2 separate regions of the Homo sapiens genome follow, and region 2 is linked to region 1. A link is an interaction called in ENCODE POLR2A ChIA-PET data of the cell type or tissue named here. Cell type or tissue: Panc1. All regions are shown on one strand.

Region 1 (2,500 bases):
TATTGTTTTAAGACAAATAATGGAATTATTCATTTTAATAATTAAGATAAAAATAATTTACTGGATGGAAAAACTGACAGGTCCAAGACTAGGTTATGACCACATCCTTAATGTATTATTAATGAAAGGTAGGTATGTTCAGGATACCTTTCAAGCCTTTTGAGGATAAGATCAAACAGTACAAATGACAAGCTTTACTACAAAACTTACCCTGGTGCTGCTGACAGAAAGAAGATATTGAACTGAATGAACCACTGATTTAACACACAATGGCTTTTAAACTGTGTATGTCTTTATGTCTTTTCTCTGTTTGCTTTTATCATTGTTTTTGAATGTTTTATTATTTCCATAGTTTGATCCCATGTGTCCCGTTTTATTCCAAGTCCACTTTTATCTCAGCGTCTTGAATGGTTAACACAAACAACAAATGCATTAAACAGCAAGGCATTGTAACTTCTAACATCAATAACAGTAAAAGCAGTAAGACATTCAAGAACAATGAAATAAAAGCAGTGGGGGAAAAAATCCTGGGTTCAGTTGAAGCTCGGCTAGGTGTATATCAGCCAGTAGTGAAGCTTGAGCAGGATCACAGAGGTTAGAAACAATTGTTCCAGACTATGAATGGACAGCAATTCTGTCCTCCAAATTTAAACACATAGCATTAAAATATTACAATTAGTAACCATGCAAGACTGGCATGAGAAAATGAAATCTAATCTTGATCCTTGTTTTAAATATTTTAAGAGGAGTTTATCAAATAAATTTTCTTGCTTTAGTGGATGCATTTAGAAGAAATGGGACCATATAGATTTGTCCTGTGAGATTACATGTCTTCATCTTCTTCCTAGCATACCAAAGAGAGTAGGATATTTGCATATTTCCAGTTCTCTTTTCACTTTCTAAAAATCACATGAAATATCCTGTGATATTTATATATGACCACTGAGGTCCAAAGGTAAAAGAAGGGCATTTTAATCTGTCTTTTAAGGCATATAATCAGAAAGTGTTTGAGAAGCTTGTCATGAATTATGAGCACTTTCAGTGAATCACGTACAGAGTATTTTCAGCACAAAATCCTGTGAAATTTAGGTTCATAATTGCATCACACTCCTTTGGTACCATTGTTGGAGTCAGAATTCACTTGGGAAAACACTGACTTAATTGGCAAACTTTATCTCTTCTTCCTTCAGTACACCTGCAAAGTGCTTATCATAATAGGAATTATGCTTGTTCCAAGGAGAAGCTATCCTTGTGAATTAGCCAATTAGCTAGTGTTTCATATCTTATCTTTCATTCCCAAGCCTGTGATTTTTTTCCTCTAAGTACCAACATTTATTTGTGAGCTTGCAAATTGAAATGTATGTATTCCTTTCCTTGACATCTCATCACTGTGTAATATGACCTTCAGCTATGCTTTTAGGAAATGATTATGTATGTCTGAGTTAAAAAAATATCTTCAGACTGTTTGTGGAAACTGATTTTTTAAAACAAATTTTAAAGGAACTTCCTGTCTCATAGAATTTCTTGGCATATAAAACAAGGGAGTCTTCAATAGAAATGAAAGAATACTGAATGCAATTTGTACAAAACAGCATATTTGGCTGTCAATTATGGACAAAATCACCAGAAATCAAACACCTGGTCTCTCCAGGGAGGAGGACTGATTGTCACATAGCAAGAATACTGGCTGACCTAGCATAGTTCAATATATGGGGTGGAGAGTATCTCACCACCAGAAAAGTCATTTGAGAATACATTTAAAAATATATTAGTTTGGTTTTGCCAGTGCAGACTTATTCTCGATTAGCAGATAGAGTGTTTTTGAAGGAGATTTGCTGCAACCTTTAAACTCAACTTTTCCCCTCTGTGTTCCGATATGAGCTAGTGGCGTATGGGGACCCTTACCTTTGTTTTGTAGAGTTAATGTGAGCAAGAAAGAATTTGTGTGAAATTTTGAACAGTCATAAGAATTTTGGTATTTATAAAAATAAAAAATTCAATTTATTTTTGAAAATAAATTGTTCTACTGTCCCTAAAGTACCAAGAAAATGAAAGAATTTTTGGGAAAAGCAGGTCTCAGAATAATTTCACAGCCAATTGCCATTTCTTGGATCATGAAAGGCCTTAGGATATTGGTGTTGACGTTTTGGGTTCACTTTTCTTCTTCATTGTCCTCTGAGGCTGTCTATATGTAGCAGATGGACCAGATTGTGGCACAGCTGACCTGTTAATTTTCACTATTTCCATTATTAGAAACTTTCACTGGTTATGTCGCAATTTACATTAGCCACAAAAATGGCCAAAATGGGTAGATTTTTAAATTACCTTGTAAGCTATTCATTTATGGCCCCAAAATGCAGACAAAATGTCAGTTCAGAATTTTATTTGAGGAGGATATAAATCAGTTTGAACAATAATTTTAAATACATATTAATAATTCTTTTTATTAATCCTCTGAGTTCCAAAGCACAGAGAAAGAATCCCATAGGATCTCAGTAAA
Region 2 (2,500 bases), 100 kb before region 1:
TGATGCTGTTGTATTTATTGGTTAGTATTTTTTGTCTCTCCTGACCTAAAAACAGTAGATTATTGTATATTTGTATATTTTTTAAAAATAAATTTTGTTCACAACTTGACGCACTAGGGGAAAGGAAAAGTCAAGGCCCCTGTTGTCGAAGGGCTTACAACTTAGGGATTGCAAACACGTAAATAACAAACTATAAAGCATCATGGAATTTGGAGCTAAGACAAGGGGATATGTTGTGGCAATGCAGATTTGGGTTGGAGTTTGGGAAATGGGGAGGGATTCCAAAATTAATAATTGTTTTTCAAAGGAGATGAAATTTGAACCAGGTTATGAAAAATTGCCAAAAGCAGGGCCAGGCACTGTGGTTTATGCCTATAATCTCAGTGCTTTGGGGGACCAAGGCAGGAGGATCCCTCGAGGCCAGGAGTTTGAGTCTATCCTGGGCAACATAGCAAGACCTTGTCTCTACAAAAAATTTAAAATTTAGGCTGGCATGTTGGTGTATACCTGTAGTCCTAGCTACATGAGGGGGCTGAGGTGGGAGGATTTTGTAAGCCCAGGAGTTTGAGGTTACAATGAGCTATGATTGTGCCATTGTACTCCAGCCTGGGCTACAGATGGAAACGCTGTCTCCTAAAAAAAAAAAAAAAATTGCCAAAAGCAAAAATGGCATGGGGATGCGTAAAGAGCATTAGAGGCTGAGTTAACAGCAGACTACTTCTAAGTGGAAAAGTTAAAAATGTAAAGTCTTTAGTTTTTTTCTTTAGTATGTTTATCTGACTTACTCTGGTATAGTTGAGTCAAACAACAGAAATCTGCTTGGGGAAAATTCCTGTCAGTAAATTTCAATCATACTTGACATGCAGAGAGGAATCAATCTAAACTAATAATGCATAAAGCTAGTGTTGAATTAAATCTAATTCTAAAATTGTATAACACAAATTAAGATTCTTCACAAAGCAATGGCATTATGTCAAGAAAAGGTGGATTCAGATTTCAATCTTCATTCTGTGGCTGCAGTAACTACATATGAATTTTATTTCCAAGAGGACTCTTCTCTTCAGGATCAGTTTAATCATCTGACAAAAAAGAGGGTATCAAATTGTAACATTTAGCCGATGTTTGAAAATCCTTTGATGAATACAGTGCAGCCCCAATTGTGCATTAACAGTTAAGAAATGTGACCCATGGAGTCCTAAAAGGCACATTTCAGCATCTCTGTTCCCAAACCTAAGTGGCCACCAAAAATAGCTTCTCTTGAGGACCGAGGATTGCGTCTCTGAATTCCCCAGTGAACCCCTGACAGCTTCGAAGTTCCCAGCCTTATACAGGGTGTACTTTTAGCACTCAACACAATGCCAGGCTAGAGCTTTGGGGATGGGAACCTCCAAGAAAGCACTGTTCGGCATTTGGGCAATCAGTGTTCGGCAGAATGCCAATGCTAATAGGTTATTTTGCTCTGGAAAAGGAGAAAAAGAAGGGATAGTCTAAAGACTGATGAATAGGGGATGACTGACAATACGGACACTCCACTTTATTGGAGAGATTAAGGGGGCTTGCTGTGAAGTGGTATTGTGGGAGCCAGAAAAATTAGCAAAGGCCCACAGGCCCAAGACCTGAAATAAATAGTGGTACATCAAACCCGCATGCCCTAGGGCACACTCAAATGTCTGGCCACTTTCAGTGAACTTGTAGCAGGAAAAAGCCAAATCATTAGGAACCCTCATAGTCTGGTACTCCATCCAGGCACTCCTTAGTCAGGCAAATTATCCTTCACCTCCAGACAGGTGCAGAGCCTTTTTTCTCTACACCCTGACTTAACCCAAGGGCCTGTAGTCTGGGCCTCAGTCTAATTTTGAGGATACTGAGTGGAAAAGTTGGCTTCAGGATTTCCAAAGGATTCCAAATACTCTAGGCAGGAGGTGCCACTAAGATTCTTGTTTTGTTAGACTTGAACCAAGCAGGTAAGAACATTGATCATAACACAAGAAAGGCCGGGTGCGGTGGCTCACGCCTGTAATCCCAGCACTTTGGGAGGCCGAGGTGGGTGGATCCCCTGAGGTCTGGAGTTTGAGACCAGCCTGACCAACGTGGAGAAACCCTGTCTCTACTAAAAATAAAAAATTAGCTGGGTGTGGTGACGCATGCCTGTAATCCCAGCTACTCTGGAGGCTGAGGCAGGAGAATCGTTTGAACTGGGGAGGCGAAGGTTGTGGGTGAGCCGAAATCACGCCATTGCACTCCAGCCTGGGCAACAAGAGAGAAACTCTGTCTCAAAACAAACAAACAGACAAAAAACACAAGAAAGCAGAATTAGTGAATTCACATAAGGATCTCATGTACTTCCAGAGGTAATTTAAGATGGAGAAAGCATCTAGCCTGCCCTCTTTTAGATTTTTTGCCTCTAGAGCATTTTTTTTTTTTTAAGATAAGAGTCTCACTCTGTCGCCCAAGCTGGAGTTCAGTGGTATGATGTCGGCTCATTGCAACCTCTGCCTCC

What was found. Peaks named below come from ENCODE experiments on the same cell type or tissue, not always from the same donor. Only the 100,000 strongest peaks of a DNase experiment are listed, where the experiment ranks them.
Region 2: POLR2A ChIA-PET joins it to region 1 with 5 read pairs; 3 of 35 experiments call an interaction of 5 or more read pairs at or near these places.

What each region holds. Positions count from the first base shown.
Region 1 is chr15:44,081,575-44,084,074 of GRCh38, reverse strand. The region is part of intron 1 of FRMD5 (FERM domain containing 5); the gene reads left to right. Among named protein-coding and RNA genes, the nearest start is that of FRMD5, 110 kb to the left of the region's middle. In Panc1, no CTCF peak of the experiment used is centred here; no DNase peak of the experiment used is centred here; H3K27ac peaks cover 1,589 bases.
Region 2 is chr15:44,185,719-44,188,218 of GRCh38, reverse strand. The region is part of intron 1 of FRMD5 (FERM domain containing 5); the gene reads left to right. Among named protein-coding and RNA genes, the nearest start is that of FRMD5, 8.3 kb to the left of the region's middle. In Panc1, no CTCF peak of the experiment used is centred here; no DNase peak of the experiment used is centred here.